Regions from separate parts of the Homo sapiens genome. Here region 1 is linked to region 2. The links are chromatin loops, found by intact Hi-C in ENCODE. Cell type or tissue: Caco-2. All regions are shown on one strand. Each heading gives the region's core, and the rest is flanking DNA. Links, peaks and the distances in the headings are about the cores only. Region 1 overlaps NEURL1 (neuralized E3 ubiquitin protein ligase 1). Region 2 overlaps NEURL1 (neuralized E3 ubiquitin protein ligase 1).

Evidence for each region. Hi-C counts contacts between places; a loop is a spot of excess contacts. Peaks named below come from ENCODE experiments on the same cell type or tissue, not always from the same donor. Only the 100,000 strongest peaks of a DNase experiment are listed, where the experiment ranks them.
Region 1: a loop joins it to region 2, with 2.2 times the contacts of the local background. A loop is called at or near these places in 7 of 110 quality-filtered maps.

Annotation. Positions count from the first base shown.
Region 1 is chr10:103,508,564-103,516,887 of GRCh38, forward strand. The region is part of intron 1 of NEURL1 (neuralized E3 ubiquitin protein ligase 1); the gene reads left to right. NEURL1-AS1 (NEURL1 antisense RNA 1) reads right to left here. Exons shown (of 4, transcript NR_120675.1): 2 at 6,778-6,839. Among named protein-coding and RNA genes, the nearest start is that of NEURL1-AS1, 4.7 kb to the right of the region's middle. RefSeq lists enhancers at 6,952-7,031, 7,052-7,211. In Caco-2, for the core only: no CTCF peak of the experiment used is centred there; a DNase peak (open chromatin) is centred at 4,268.
Region 2 is chr10:103,574,750-103,583,073 of GRCh38, forward strand. The region is part of intron 3 of NEURL1 (neuralized E3 ubiquitin protein ligase 1); the gene reads left to right. It overlaps LOC124902496 (a long non-coding RNA gene), which reads right to left. Exons shown (of 3, transcript XR_007062277.1): 1 at 7,963-8,324; 2 at 7,690-7,835; 3 at 5,222-6,240. Among named protein-coding and RNA genes, the nearest start is that of NEURL1-AS1, 61 kb to the left of the region's middle. In Caco-2, for the core only: no CTCF peak of the experiment used is centred there; DNase peaks (open chromatin) are centred at 2,264 and 4,232.

The DNA.
Region 1 (8,324 bases), core at 129-8,128, 66 kb before region 2:
CTTTGGAGGGCTGAGAGGGCTTAGCCAGTGCCTGAGAGGGGCAGAAGGGGTTTTCCCTTTCTGAGGCTGGCGTTTGCAGATCTGTGGGACTGAGGAGACCAGCCAGACATGCAGACCCTGATGTGGGCCCAGGGGTTGGAGGAAGCGGTTGGGATAGGTCATGAGGGAGCAGAATGCCACTCACATGAAAGTTTCGGCCTCAGAGGGCAGCCCGCCAGGAAACTAGGGCTCTGTGTGCATGAGGGAGTCCTGCCTCCTTCACAGCAAAATGTGAAAGAAGCTGTTTTAGGGATCTTGGGTTTCCTCATCTGATCCCCCAAGTTGAGGTTGTGTTAAAGAAACCAAATACAGGGTCAGGTGCGGTGGCTCATGTCTGTAATCCCAGCACTTTGGGTGGCTTTGGCTTAGCTTCACCTCCTTAGCACGAGGCTGAGGCGGGTGGATCACCTGAGGTCAGGAGTTCGAGACCAGCCCGGCCAACATGGCGAAAGCCCATCTCTATTAAAAATACAAAACAATTAGCTGGGTGTGGTGGCGCACACCTGTTAGTCCCAGCTACTCAGGAGGCTGAGGCAGGAGAATCACTTGAACCCAGGAGGCAGAGGCTGCAGTGAGCCAAGATCGCACCACTGCACTCCAGCAGCCTGGGTGACAGAGCAAGACTCTGTCTCAAAAAAAAAAAAAAAAAAGAGAAAGAAACCAAATACAGTTGTGTGTGGCTTAACAATGGGGACACATTCTGAGAATTGTGTTGTTAGGCGATTTCGTCATAGGGGAACAGCACAGAGTGCACTTACACAAACCTAGATGGTGTAGCCTCCTGCACATCTAGGCTATGTGTTGTGGCCTATTGTTCCTTGGCTACAAACCTATATAGCATTACTGTGCTAGATACCGCAGGCAGTGGTAACACAAGGGTAAGTATTTATGCACCTAACCATAGAAAAGGTAACATAATGCATTGCACGATGATGTTATCATGGCTACGACATCACTGGGTGATAGGAATTTTTCAGCTCCGTCATAATCTTATGGGATCACTGTCTTATATGTGATCTGTCATTGAACGAAATGTCATTGTGCGGCTCATTTCTGTATAAGAAGAGGCCAGATCGGCTTTTGAAGAGAGAGCTCCCTCCCCAAGATTCAGGACTTTTTCTGAAAGTGGAGGTTTTCTGTCTGGTGCTAAGGTTCTCAGTTCCTGAGGCATGAGGTGGTATTTTGGGGTGAAGGTGCTATTTCTGCAGGCAAGATTTTGGGCTGATCTTGAGGCTCCCATTTGGGAGTATGGGTTCCAGGTTGAGGATGAGGGTTCCATTCCTGGAGGGCAGGTTTCCGTTTCAGGGTCCAGGATTTGTGATTGTGTTTCAGTCTTGTGGTCAAGAGTCCATTTTGGAGCTCAGTATTCTGGAATTGGGTTGAGATTCTCTCCCTGGGTGGGGTTTGATGATCAGGGTGGAGGTCTTGTACCCTGGGAGGAAGGGAAGAGCTAGAACCTCCTTCCTCTTCTAGAGGAGACTTCCTGGGGCCATCAGCAGATGAAGGGGCCGGTAGAGCAACCTCTGAGCTGACACCTGGGAGGCCCAGGCTCCAGCCCTGGCCTTGGTGTAAGACTGTTTGTGGGTAAGTCACTTATAAGCTCTAGGTCTCTGGCTGCAAGCTTTGGCCGGACAGTGATGTTGACTCACAAAGCACCATCCATGTTCACTTGAGCTTCCCAAAATGACACTAATGGTGGGCTCCGTAGACACCCACGGCCACTGCTTTGCTTGGTGAGTCAAATCCATGGTGACAGGACTCAGGCTGCCCTGGGCACTGCCAGCTTGGTCCAATTAGTGCCAATTGGATCTTAACGTGTGCTGAGCGGCCCCTGGGGAGAGTGAGCACACATCGAGTGGGACATGTTAAATCTGGGTCCCTGGGGCTTGGCATGTGGCTCTGTGGGGCGGGAGATGGGCCAGGTTGGGCCAACAGCCCCCCTCCTTGTAGGCCAGCTCTTACCTAGGCCAGGCAGTGGGCAAAGACATGTGGCAAGCCAGGTTCTGAAGGGGCCCAGCTGTCTCCCTTGTGCTGTGCTGAGGGGCTGAGACCCAGAGGGGCTGTTCTTCACCCCTGGCTGGGCTGACCCCTGCCTGAGAAACATCTGTGTCTATATAGGACTGCCACCCACACCCCTCCTCTGTTTCTCTCTTGCTACCTCCAATGTGGATCCTTCTCTTGGAGAGCTAAAGTTGCTGGGAAGAAAAAGTTCCATTCCATTTGTCCTGGGCTTTGAGCTCTGGGAAGCCCTCTTCCTTCCCAGGTGTTGCTCAAGACCCCCCTAGAAGTTTCTCAGGCAGGCGGTCTTGGCCTTATTTCCTGGATGTTTCCAGGCCACCCCCCGCCGCTGTTTCCCATTTCCACTGCCCAGGTCACACCATTGCCAGTGGGCCTTGAATGGGGGGGCTCCTGACTTGGCCTCTTAGCCCGCATCCACCCTGCTGCAGGTGGACTTCCCCATCTCAGAGGCCCTCCTTTGTTTTACCAAAACAGGCGACAGGATAGGAGTGAGTGGGGGACATGCTTTCCAGGTCTAGGGCAATCTCTTCTGTGCTCTGAAAGGACATCTTTGGGATAGAGTCCTTTCCCTGAAGTGCAGGAAACTCAGGCACTTGAGAAGAGGGGGAACTTTCTCCACCAGCCAGTCTGTCCCAGGGACACAGGGGGAGCTCTGGGTCTGCAGGGACCCCCAGGCCCCCTCTCTTGGCCTGGCCATGGAACCTGAGAGGCTGAGAGGCCTGGGGGTCCCACTGGGCTATGGAAACCCAACCCACATGCTGACGCTGGTGCAGCCCAGCAGGCCTCTGGAATTCTCCAGCAGCATCTGAGGGGACCTGGGGTGCAAGGAGGGAAGAGGAAAGGTAGGCAGGATAGAATGCACTGTAGCCAAGGCATAGACTCTGGAATTGGACTTTGTCTTGGCTCCCTGGGCCTCAAAGCTTAACTTCTCCATGTCCTAATTCCTTATTTGAGGTAATGCTTGACTAGTAATAAAAGCATAATAAATATTAGCTATGGTTGCCATCGTTGGGCTCATCCTTCAGGTCTTGGCTTAGCTTCGCCTACTCTAGGAAGCTTTCCCTGACCACCGGGTGGGTTAGATGGCTTCTGCTGTCCCTCTCTGGCTGCCCTGGGCTTCACCATCCTCGCACTGATCACACTAGCTGCCAGGCCTGTTTGCTTGTCTGTATTTTTTACTGTCTCTCTTGCTTACTGCTGTATCACCACCACCAGTGCCTGGCACACACAGTAGGCACTCAACTATGTTTTGAAATTAATGCAAGAATGGGCTGATTCTGGGGAATTCAAACTTTTCTTCTATGGGCTCTTCAGGGCTGCCGCAGCCACATCCAGTTAGTTCTCTGCTGAAATGACATTTTCTGAATACCAGGCTCTGGAGCCCAGACAAGAGCAAGATGGAACCATTGCTTCATTCATTCATTCATTCATTGATGGCACAGATGTTCTTTGGGTGCTCTTTAGGTGTCAGGCCTTGTGCCAGGCTCTGGAGACAGACATGGTTCTGCCCTTATAGAACTTGTGCTGCTGATCACTTGGGCAGAGGGAGGTCAGAAGTCAGAGGAGAGAGTGGTCAGTTAGGCTGAATGGAATCAGGGAGAACTTCCAGGAGAAGGGGTTTGCTTTGAAGAATGGTGGAGAAGTTTAGATGGACAGAGAGGGGCTTTCTCTTGGGAGTGGGCAAGGAGCTGATGGAGGAGATGGAGCCACCTATGTGTAGCCATGAGGCAAGGCTGACCAGTGACAGTGTGGCCTGAGGCTGTGCAGCCAACCCACAGGACTCAAAAGCTGTGGGGACCATTGGTCCTGGCTCTGCCAGCCACAGATAGGTGACCTTGGGCAGGGCACTTCTCTGTCCCTCCAAGTAGTTTAGTCATTTCTAAGATGGGAACTGGCTGGGTGAGGTGGTTCATGCTTGGAATCCCAGCACTTTGGAAGGCTGAAGTGGGTGGATTGCTTGAGCCCAGGAGTTCAAGACCAGCCTGGGTGACATGGAGAAACCCCATCTCTACCAAACAAACATAAAAAGGACGGGAGCTGTGCTGCTCGGCAGTTTCCCCAGCGCCCGCAGGGTTGGGCTGGGCTCAAGGGCAGGTATGTGTGGAGGGAGGCTTGTGTGGGAAAGGGGAGGGCTTCAGGTGTCTCTGTTTTGTAAATAATTAAATTCTTATCTTAAGCTAGTTGTGTCCACACTGAGGGAGGCAGGAGGGGGACTGGGAACAAGGTGCTGTGTTGTCCAGGAAGTGGCTGGGTCCCTTCTCTCCCCTCTTCCCTCCCTCCTGGCCTCCCAGTCAAGGCAGGTGGTGGGGGCCCCTAGGGTCTTCTCGTCTCTGGCTGCCTCACTCCTTCCCCGTCTTTCTCTCTCCCTCTACCTTCTCATTTCTGGTTCCCTGTCACATTCCCACCTCTACGACATAAAGGACCCCCTGCCCCTCTCCATTGACACCCCCCCAGGCCACCATGGCCACCATCACCCGGTGCCCACCCGGCTTTGCTGCCTGCTGAAGTCTTGCTCGCTCCCCAGCAGCCCTCCCTGGCAGCCCCCAGGTCTGCTGAGCCTCTCGGGAGGCCTCAGGGGAGCACTGGCCTCTCCCTTGCCCCAGTGCTCCAGAGACAAGCAGGCACATTTTCATTTTTAGTGCTTACTACTGGGAATGTGAAGGTCTGTTTAGTCTTGTCCAGCTAACATAAACCAGCCGGAACTGGGCCGTGGCAGGGAACTTTGCTGTAGTTCCCTTATTTGGAATGAAATTCATTGTTTTTCACTGGGAGGTATTGGGGGCTTTGGGGAGGCCCCACTGGGCCCTGCCCCAGGGTGTGGCCTGAGTGGCCTCTCCAAGGCTCACTGAGGTGCCTGTGCCACAGAGGCTAGCCCTGGGATACCTCAGCCCCTGCCAGGTTCACAGACTGCGGACAGCCGCGAGCCACGCCTAGTGCCTCAGGAATGGAGAGTGTCTGGGGTCATGTCCAACTCTGTCAGTTCACAGAGGAGAAACTGAGGCTCACAGAGGAGCAGGGACCTACCCAGACTCACAGGGCAAGTTGAAGCAGGTGGAGGTCTAGAACCCAGGGCCCCTGGTCCTCTGGTTCTCAGACCTCTATACTGTGGGGCCAGGGTGCCTCTGGCCTAGGAGCTGGTGAGGGTGGGGGGTGGGAGGACAGGGGTGCGGATGAATCTGGCTGGAGTGGTCTGCAGCTTGGGAATCCCCCAAGGCCTCTGGGGCAGGCTAGTGTGAGGCCTGGGGCAGTGAGGCCGGGGGAGGGCTGTGGGAGAGGAGGAAGGGGAGGTGAGAGGAGAGGGAGAGGTGTCCAAGAGGCTGGGGGAGCTGGATCCGGCCCTGACCCCGCTGTTGTCAGTGTGACTTTAGCCTTGGTTTCCCCCATCTGTCCCAGAGGCTCAGTCTTTTTACTTTTTCTCTTTCTTTTTGCACCTCTCCCAGGAGGTCTCCTGGATGAACTGAGTTGGGGATGTTTCTTTTTCTTTTTTTTTCTTTTTTTTGAGACAGAGTCTTGCTGGAGTGTAGTGGCACGATCTTGGCTCACTGCAACCTCCGCCTCCTGGGGTTCAAGCAATTCTCCTACCTCAGCCTCCCAAGTAGCTGGGACTACAGCATGCGCCACCAAGCCCAGCTAATTTTTTTTGTATTTTTAGTAGAGATGGGGTTTCACCATGTTGGTCAGGATGGTCTCGATCTCTTGACCTTGTGATCTGCCCACCTCGGCCTTCCAAAGGGAGTGTTTCTTACCTGCCATGGACCGCGTCCCCGGGCTGGTTACTATCCCTCTCTGTGCCCAGGCTCCTTTCCTTGTCAAGTGGAGTGTGGACTCTCCTTGAGGCCTCTGCTCTCTGACCCCTCCTGCCCCAGCCTGGGCCATCTGCCCCTGGGCTTCTCTTCACTCTAGACTCCTGAGTCTGCAGGGTCTGGCCCCTCAGACCCAAAAGTTTGTCTGGGGAAGTCCTCCTGCTCAGACCCCCAGCCCTGCAGAGAGGGCAGGGCTGGTGGAGAACAGAGGGAGTAGCCCCTGGCACTGTGGCAAGGGAGTGAGATTGACAGGCAGATCTTGGGTTCAAACCTTGACTCTGACACTTATTAACTAGGCTATTAATTTGGGGCAGCTACTTCAAAACCCAGGGACCCTAAGGGCCCCATACGTAGGATAGGGAGTGGGGCAGGAAGCATGCATGCCCAGGGCCACCGACAGGGGTGTGCTCAACTCTAGGTGCCTCAGGCCAGCCTTGGGGCTCTCTCTGGACAGCCCCCTCTCCCCATCCACCTCACCACCCTGTGGCCTTAGTTCTATCTCAGTCTACTCAAGAAACATCAGGCTGGGCAGGTGGCTCATGGCTGTAATCCCAGTACTTTGGGAGGCCGAGGCAGGTGGATCACCTGAGGTCAGGAGTTTGAGACTGGCCTGGCCAACATGGTGAAACTCTGTCTGTACTAAAAATACAAAAATTAGCCAGGTGTGGTGATGGGCACCTGTAATCCCAGCTATTCGGGAGGCTGAGGCAGGAGAATCGCTTGAGCCTGGGAGGCGGAGGTTGCAGTGAGCTGAGATCACGCCGCCGTACTCCAGTCTGGGCGACAGAGCAAGACTCTGTCTCAAAAAAAAAAAAAAAAAAAAAAAAAAAAAGAAACATCAAGTGTGTGTTTAGATATTCTTTCCAGAGGAAGTTCCCCACTTCACATCCTTTAAAATAACTTCTCATTTACTCACTTATTCTTTTCACAGGAAACGCACAGCTGGGACGTAGGAGGCTGTAACTGACCAGTGTGGGACTGGAAAAGGAAAGAGAGATGTTAGAAAGTGTGGGCCTGGGGAATCCTAACTAGAAGGCCCCTGGTGCTGGGGAAATTAGGGTAGGAGATGCTGCATTGTTTACTATGAAAATTCCAGTCACTGCTCTTTTAGCAGTCATGCTAGTACATTAGCCAAGGCTGTTTATAAAGGTATAGTAAACTTTCACTTCTGCAAGGTCAGTGAGACTCTCATTTGCAAAAGATCATCTTGTTGCCAAGAACAAATCACCACCTAGTGAAACATTTAGCTCAGCCATGAAAGTGAAACCAGATGACGAATGAACTAGTGTCCACACAGACCCTAGGTGTCTCTGGGCAGTAGGAGCTATTGAAAGTTTTAGATTTGCTTTTTGGAAAGATCGTGCTGGCTACCCTGTGGAGGATGGAGTTAAGAGGGACAAGTTGGAAGACCACTTATGAAGGAAGTGAAGTTGTCTAGGGGAGGGATGCTGAAGCCTGAACTACAGATGTGGTCCAAGAGAGGAAGGAACACGTTTGAAACATATTTAAGAGGTGTGCTTTGGCCGAGTGCGGTGGCTCATGCCTGTAATCCCAGCACTTTGGGAGGCCAAGGCAGGTGGATCACTTGAGTCCAGGAGTTTGAGACCAGCCTGAGCAACATTGCAAAACACCATTTCTACAAAAATATAAAAAATTAGCCGAGTGTGGTGGTGTGCGCCTGTAGTCCCAGCTACTTGGGAGGCTGAGGTGGGAGGATCATTTGAGCCTGGGAGGTGAAGGTTGCAGTGAGCTGAGACTGCACGACTGCACTCCAGCCTGGGTGATAGAGTGAGACCCCATCTCAAAAAAAAAAAAAAAAAGAAAAGAAAAAAATAAAAGGTTGTGTTTGGCAGCACTGATAACTGAATGATGCAGGCGGTGAGAGTGAGGGAATAATCCAAGATTATTCCTGGTGCCAGGTTTTCAGGTGACTGGGAGAATGGTGATCCCATCAGGACCCCAAGCAGAAGGCGGGGGTTGGAGGGAAAGATGATAGGTTGAGTTTTGGCCAGGGTGTGTCAGAAGAGCCCTGAGATATCCTGGGGGAGACGCTGGGTTGGCAACTCCATGTGTGAGCTTGAATCTCAGAAGAGAGATCAGGGCCACAATGAGTTGTCAGCAGTGGGTGTCACTTAAACCATGAGAGTGGTTGAAATATCACAGGGTGGACAGAATGAAACCATGAAGAAGGTGTGGGAGAGGTACAAGGAGAATCAGGAAAGGTCAGAGGGCCAGAGAGGCCAAGGGAGCAGAGTTTAGAGGTATGATATGGCACAGTGCAGTGGTTCTCTAAGGGCCTACGAATTGCCTGGAGAGCTTGGAAAAATGTAGATTCCTCCTCAGGGGACCTGGAATAACCAGTACGATTCTGGAAGAAAGAAAAACCTGGAGGACTTACACTTCCTGATTTATTTACTTTCCTTTCTCCTTTCTCCTTTCTTCCTTCCTCCCTCCCTCCCTCCC
Region 2 (8,324 bases), core at 319-8,318:
GGTGGCCTGACCTGGTCCAGCCCCATCCCCCCTGTGACTATAAATGGGTTTGCACGCAGTGTTTTCAGTTGCATTTGGAGTTCCTGACAGGCTCCTCTCTGCACACCCGATAAGGCTAAGGCCCCAGCGGATTCCGTCCCAGCCGTAAATCACCATAATCCCTGGGTATTTTCAAACACTGATTATGGCCCCTAAATTCAATTGGCAGATTGAGATATCCCTTCATTTATTCTTCCTGAATTTTTTTTTTTTTTGGTAAAGAGAGAGAGGGAGACACAGAGATTCATCCAGAGATCTCCTGAGGTGGGCGTGATCTCTCCACCTTCGTTCACTGCCTGTCCTCTGAGATACTCCCCTCTACCCCAGGTAGCCTCAGGATCAGCTTCCTTCCCTGCCTTCTCTTTCCTCTCCGCCCCACTTCCCGCCCCTCCCTCTCTCCATCACCTGCACCTTTACTGCACCTGTATCTTTCTGGGCTTTTCTCTCTCCCTTGACCTAGATCCTCTCACCCTTCTTGCTTTCCCTGGTCTTGGTGTCCTTCTCCCCGCTGCTGTCTCTCTTCTGAAGAAAGTCGCTGTCCATCTTGGTGGCTCTGAGGCTGGGCCAGTCTTTCCTGGGGTGACTGTCCCCCAAACCAATGTCTGATCTTTGGGGATTTTCTGCCAGGCCTGCCCCTGCCCCCTTTGTCTGAAGCCTGTGGTCAAAGCCCTCCCAATCTTACCTGCTCTGTGTTTGTTCCTTAGACCAGAGGCTTCCCAGGGTAGCTGGCACATAGTAGGTAAGCAGGTCAGGCCATGGATGGGTTGTGTCCCCAGACAGAGTGGAGGCAGGGGCTGGTGTCTCTCCCCAGTGGACGGTCCTCCCTGCCCTGGCCAGAATCCAAGCCCACAATGGTGCCCATGCCATGGCCCCAGCAGGCCCTCCTCCCTGTTATGGTGCCCATGCCACAGCCCCAGCAGGCCCTCCTCCCTGTTATGCTGGAGTTCTGCAGATCACCTCTTTCTTTGGGGCGCCCTGGCCCAAGCCCAGGCTGGTATCGTCAAGAATAACAGCTTCCTTCCTCCAGGGAGAAGGACCCGCCAGCAACTAAATAAACACAGGTTTTATGGGGTGATTAATACATGGAAAAAGAAGCTCCTATCCCAGTATCTCAAGGTCTCCTTGCTCCTCTCAGAAATGTCAATTCAGGAAGAGCAGCTGTGAGTCCCAGCAGGACTTGGCTGGCGGGCCAAGAGCCCACTTACAGGGTGCTCCAGAGCATCCCTTGGTGCCTACCACTGCCTAGGCACTAAGCGGGGGCAGGTGGGAGACAGAAGAATCAAAAACCCAGCCCCTCTCCTGGAATAATGTTTTCCCTGGGGGACACATCATATAACTGATGCAAGGTGGCCCAAGTTCAATTCTGCAATCAAGTGTGACCTGAAGAGTAAAACTGTGTGTATGTGTGGGAGGGGAGTGCAGCTAGAGAGCAATCCAGGAGGACTTCCTGTAGGAGACAAGTTTTAAGTCAGGAACTAAGTGAGGTGAAAAGAATGGATTGGTTGAGGAACAATTTAGGTCAGACAGGGGGGTGTCCACAGGTGCAGAGGTGGGGAATTGGCGGTCAGTAGGGGAGCAGATCCAGGAGGGGAAGGAATGAGGTAGAAAGGTAGTGGGTGACTTGTGGAGGTGAGGGGTGTGCACAGGTGTGGGTATGTGTATGCATCACAGGGGAGAGAGCCATGAGAGCTGAAAGCTTCCAGCAGCTTTTGTGCTGTCAAGTTGTTCAGTAAGAGGGACTGGCTGGTTGACAGTGGAGAAGTATGAGACCCAGAGATGGGGAGAGGCCTGCCCAAACTCTCCCAGCTGCTCATCAGCCAGGCCAGGCCTGGAACCCAGATCTCTCAGGCTGATCTGGGAGTAAGGTCAGAGGGAGGAGGCTATCAACACATCTAAATGGTGGGGCTGGGTCCGGGAGGGTTCTAGGAGGGGATGAGGTGGGGGCTCCCGAGGGCTTATGCATTCTATTCCATCCCTTGCCATGCACAGGTTCCCAGGTCTTGGTAAAAGACCCACGCCTGCCTACTGAGGAGAGAGCTGTATGGAGACTCTCAGGATGGGCTTCCAAGGGTCATGTGCTGCTGGGTGGGTTCTCCAGGCCCCCTGGAGATAGGGGCCTAGGTCAGGTCCCCTATCCAGGGTGTGCCTCAGCTTGGAGGTGCTGAGCATGAGTGATCCCCAGCCGAGGACCACACTGCCATCTGGGCCTTCTGCTTCCCAGGCTAAACCAATATTTACCCTCAGCTGTGGCTGCTAGGGGCCAAGAGGCAAATATTAGTTTAAGGAGCCTGAGCCAGCTGTTGGGCTGGGGGAAACAGCTGAGGCTGCCGATCATGATTTCTTCCTCTTTGATGATTTTCATTTCTTTTTGATTAAGAAAAAAATCTTGCTTTTCCTTCTGCTTCAGAGGGTTTTCTGGTGCTTCCTTTCTGCTTACCCCAAATTCTGCCAGCTATATCAGTGCCCCACACCAAACCCTCCCCTCCATTAGGAAGCTTTCCCAGACCTCCCTCATTCAAAATGACCCTTCCTCCTCCTGACCATCGGAAGCACTTGGAGACCTAAGTGGTATAAGCAGCTTTGAGTCATGTATTGTCCTGCTCTTTAAAGATCCAGCATATATCCTCTTTGTATATAAAGGAAGGTATTATTGTGCCCATTTTGTAGATAAGGAACAGAGGCTGAGAGAGGTCTGATAACCTGCCCAAGGTCACACAGCTGGCAGTTGGTGGAGCTGGGATTTGAACCCAGGAGCTTGGGCTACATTACCTTCCAGCTTCTCTAGATGTGAGTCCATCTGATCTCCCTATTAGGTCTGGATACCCGACAAGAGCGGGGACAGTGGCCCTCCTGTGCCTTCCAGAGTCGAGCTTACAAGAGCTCAAGGCATCAAGGATCAACTGCACATGTTGGGCACAGATAGGCCACCAGGGCCCCAGCAGTGCTGGTACAAGGAAGAGGGGCAGTGCAGCGCCCAGGATGCCAGATTCAGTGGGGAAGGTCGGTCTGCCTGCCTTATAGTTCCCCGGAGGCTCCCGAGGGCTTTGTCTGGTTCAGTTATTCCTGTGCACTCTAGTTTTCTACCACAATGAATATATATCAAGTTGAACCATATGTAATCACCAGTATTGGACTGTTTTTAACTTACAAGAAAGGCAATCTCATGTTTGCCCCTAGCATCTCTTGGGCCCAAGAGATTGTACTGGGGCCTTGGAGAGAGTGGTGGGGCTCAGGGTGGGGTGTATGTGGAGGGAGGAGCTCGGGCCTTGCAGTATTGGGGACAATGCCTTCATTTAAGATGCAGGAGACCCACTGAATCAAGGCTTGACTTGGCCACTCATTAGCTCTGGGCAGTTCTCAGCTTCTCTGTGCTTCAGCCTCCTCATTATTTGGGCATAATTATACACACCCCACTTACCTCACAGATGTGGAAAGGCATTTACACAAATGAGAAGGGCTTTTGTCTTTAGGTTAAAAAGGAATACCTAATTTAAAGACACCGCCCTCCACGGCCAAAAAAGCCAACCCCTCAAACCAGCTCTTCAACTAGAAGAGGGAGCCTTGAACCCAGGTCTCTGTATCGGGCTGAAAGGAAAACCATGCAATCGAAATTGCTCCTTGGAACAAGATCTGTGCTTCTCCAGCTGGGTTCCTTGGAACACTGGGGTTCCACAGAGGTGTCTTGGAGGCTGCAGAGAAGGCCAGAGAGAGGGTGAGGGGATAGGTGCTAGGTCCACCTCCTAGACTTCAGCCAGAACTTGGGGTTCTGTTGGACAAAAGGATTCCACTGCTTTTTAAAAAAGTTTGAGACCCACTAGACCAGATGATTCTATAAATCTATGAGATCCCGTGGCTTGAAGATTCTCTGAATCTTAAAGTCTGTGACTGTGAGTGATTTTAGGATGTTCTGCCCTTCCCTCTGTGAGCCCCAGAAAGCATGTTTGTTTCTCCTAAATTTCCCATGGTTGGGTTTAAAGGGAGAGGGTGGAGGTGGGTGCTGGGAGGGGTGGAGAACCCCCTTGCCTGTCTAAGCCAGGCACCCGCACTTCCCGGCTCCCTCCCATGCCCCGTGCCAGATGCGGACCAGCAGGAGGATGTTTGTGGAGACAGTAAAGGGCTGGCAGCGCCTCCCAAACAGGGGCCAGCAGATACCTGCTAGCAAGCCAGGCGGCTGCAGGCTGACCTGTGGTTACAGATTAGCCAGTGCTCCGGATGTGAGAACGTCAACAAATGGGACTCTCAGGCTGACGGCAAGCTCTGCCTCAAAGGAGGCCCCGGCCTGCCCTGAGGTCCCCCACGCCCAGGTCCTGCCTTGGTTACCCTGCACTGCTGGCAGCGTATGGCAGGGCCGGGTGGCTTTCTGGGCAACAGCAAGCCCTGGGGCCCTCCTCAGTCTGTCTCCTCCCGCTCCCACTCCTGCTCTTCACCAGGTGTTTGCTAACAGTTTTCTCACCTGTCAACCCAAACCCTCCTGTGTTTCAGCTCAGGTCAACTCCTGTGTCGTCCAGAATACCTTCCCTAGCCCACTCTGAAACAGGAAGGGGACTTCAGCCTTAGTTGGGGATCTTGATCCTAAAGGGGTTATTTACTGTAAAGGAGAGAAGACTCAGAGGGAGCCCCAAGGAGGGTATCTGGGATACATATGGATTCCCACCAGGAGAGTTTTTCTAAGTCATGGTTATTCCAAGGTGGGGAATAGGTAGCCTTGGGAGATGGTAAACTTCCTGACCCTAGGGCCATTCTAGCCTCTAGCTGAGAGATTGGCAGGGATAAATGGATTTCCTAGTACCTTAGTTCCTCGAAAGTCCTGTCTAATCCTAGATACTAAGACTCTGGTAACTGAATTGTATTCAAATATTTTCCTGACTTCGGGGCAGGCATGGTGGCTCACACCTGTAATCTCAGCACTTTGGGAGGCTGAGGCCAGCAGATCACTTGAGCTGAGGAGTTCGAAACCAGCCTGGGAAACCTAGTGAAACCCTGTCTCTACAAAAAATACAAAAATTAGCCAGGCGTGGTGGTGTGCACCTGTAGTCCCAGCCACTTTGGAGGCTGAGGCACAAGAATCGCTTGAACCTGGGAGGCAGAGGATGCAGTGAGTGAGCCTAGATCGTGCCACTGCACTCCAGCCTGGGGAACAGAGCGAGACCCCGTATCAAAAAATAATAATAATAAAAAAAACATGTCCTGCCTTTAAGCCTTGCCCCTTCCACTGACTCTTGGCTCCCAGGGCCCAGTTCCTGGCTCCTCCCTCTCCCAGACTCCCTGCCCAGGGCTGGGCACACAGTAGGTCAGTGAGTAGGGCCCCCAGCACCACCTAGAGGAGGGGAAACACATGGCCGGGACCTCCCTGCCCTGGCAGGGTCTGCTTATTTTTGCTCTGGCCCAGGGTGTTGGTAGAGCCACTGCCGGGCACCAGAACAGGCAAGAGCTGAAGACTGACAGGTTCTTTCCTGAATGATGGGACATGCAAGGGTAGTCAGCTTAGCGGCTTCTCCTCATGGCCTTGTGCCATCTCTGTTCCCATCATAAACACCTCCAAAGCAGGTGGGCACGTGTCCCGGCACCGATTATGTAACTTGTTGCTTCCGAATGTGGGGCCACCCCACTGCTTGGGGTGAGAGGTTGCCCATCTGGTTTTTCTAAGCCTTACCCATCAAGTGGTGCAGTCTTGGGCCGAGGTTGGTCCCATGGTGTTCTCCCATGGCTTGGGGCCCCAAACACTGCCCTGACCTCTAACTTGGTATCAGCTCACTCAACTGTGACCTTTGCCGTCCCTTCTGCGGAGGGTGTTCTAACCAGCTCCTGTGTCTCGAGTTTCATCTATTTCAGGGCTTCGACACAGCTGGGCTCACTGATGGGATGGTTATTTTGGAGCTGCTGGCTGCCTGCAGCTGCTCCTGACCCTGAGGGGTGGAGAGGGAGAGAAGACAGACTTGGGCTGGGCACTGGCCCTAGGGATTCGTTCCGTTTTTAGCTGTTTCCCAGCAGCTTTTGTCCCTCCCCTCCCAACTCTAGCAAGATTTCAAGCAAGGCTAAAGGGATCCTCTTCCTACCCCCTTCTCTTTGTACATCCTCCACTGTTTCTCCTTTCTTTCTTCTTTATCCTCTCACCTCTACATTTTAGCTGCTGCTTCTTGGTCTTTGGTGATTTCATTCAATGAGTATTTCCTGGGTACCCATCATGACTGATGTGAAATCCTGCATTAAGGTTCAAAAAGCCCATGGTCTGAGGACAGGTGTACCTGACTTTTAGTTGAGACTGTGCTCAAGCCAAGCAAATACTAATATCTGAAGTTATCGGGTAGCTTCTGGGTGCTGGGGGTGGTCCCACTTTACCTCGGATCTTTCCAACAACAACTCAGGGCAGGTATTATTACCCCTATTCTCTAGGTGAGAAATTTGAGGCTGGGAGGAAGGTTGCTTACCCAAAAGCCACCAGCCAAGTGCTGGATCAGACATTTAAACCTAGGCCTGATCCAGACCTGGATCACCCCAAAGCCCATGCACTTTCTTCTGAATCATGTGGCATTTCACATGCCAATAACAACGGCTTATATTAACCTAATGACTGTGCCAGGTCTCCTATTAGGTGCCCTGTGTACCTTACTCCTTTTCATCCTCACAGCGTCTCTTCTAAGGGGAGTATTAGATACAGATTTTATGTAAATCAGTAGATGCTGATTTCACTGCTGAAGAGGCCCCAAGAAGTTCAGCTATTTGTCCAGTCATATAGCCCTGTCATACAGGAAATGGCAGGGCCAGGATTTGAACCTAGACTGATGACTTCAAATTCATTGCACTTAACTGTGCTCCTGTCCTGCCTACTAGTATATGAATGTTGGTTACTGAAAAAAACCTAATGTACTTTTAGGTTGCATTATTAGAAGTATAGCATATATACCAAGGGAGGTGATGGCCACACTATGCCTTGAGCTGGTTGGTGCACATCTAGAGTACTGAGTCTGGTTTTGTTCATTATCTAAGAGGTGGGAAGGTGTGTGGGGACTCTGAGTATTCCCTGAGAATTGTCTTCAGTACTGGGCTGATAGGCAGCTCAGGAGGTAGTGGGTTAAATACAGGGAGGTAGATTTTGGTTTAAAAGAAGGAAATACTCTTTAAAGACAGATTAACTCCACAATGGAACAGGTTGCCTGGAAGTTAGTGAGCACCTGGTAGTGTGCATGTTTAAGTAGAAGGGGACTCCTGAAGGGGCAGAGAGACCAGGATAGCTTGCATCCAGCCCCATTAAGAGCTCTGTTCTGAGGGTCTGCCCAGCCCCAGGAGCTCTGGACTGATTGTCCTGAGGGGGTGGTGTGGGCCCTGTGACAGCTGTGTTCCTGGAGGCTCTGGCTGGACATCTCTGAGCGACCTGATTCCTCTTCTCCCTGCTGTTACTGCCCCTTCCCCTCTCTGTCTCCCACCCTCTGAAGTTCCCAAGGGTCAGTGCCTGGAATCCCAGAGGGGTGAGGGAGCAGGGACTGTTCCCCAGGGTCCAGGTCAGCCCACTGGCTTTCCCCCACTCTGCACCATTTGTCTCTCCTACCTCCCCCCTGCACAGGCCCTCCTGGCCTCTGCCTCTGCCTCTCTGCAGCCCCCCAGCCTCTATGCACCATCACTGTCACAGAGTCAATTCCCTGGAATAATCACATTTTCTGGCCGGCTCCCTCCTCCTCGCCAACACGATTCCAGGAAACCCCAATCAGCCAGGCCCCAGGAGGCTTCTCCAGAGCTTCAGGAGGCTTGGGGGGAAGGGCCCACACCCAGAGCTTTCTGGGGGCCAGACAACACAGTTCCTGGAAGGGGCAGTGAAAGGGTGAAAGAAAAGAGGGAGGTTTAGTGACCATGTCTACATTCAGTTGGAACTGAATTTTGGCCTCTGCTGTCCCTACCAGACCAATCCCCCAAGCTTTGCTGTCATACCTGAGAACCCCAGCCATCCTTAACCCAGTTCCTGAAGAGACAGCACAGATTCTCCCTTGGAGAGGTTCAGGGAGAAGGCCCAAAGGAAGGGATCGGTCCATGGTGCGGCTTACAGTGGCACCAGGCATATTTGGAGAGATTGACTCACGCAGAAAGGCTTCAATAAACAAGGAGAGTCTGGAAGTGAAGAATGCGGCATTAGGAGTTGGACAGACCTTTTTTTCAATCCTGGATCTGCCACATGGCGGCTGTCATAACGCCGCTGAGCTTTATCTGTAAAACGGGAACACTTCCACGGGCTGCCGTAAGGATGAATTGCAGGGGTAATTCATGGAACATGGTGATCACTTTTATTGAAAGTT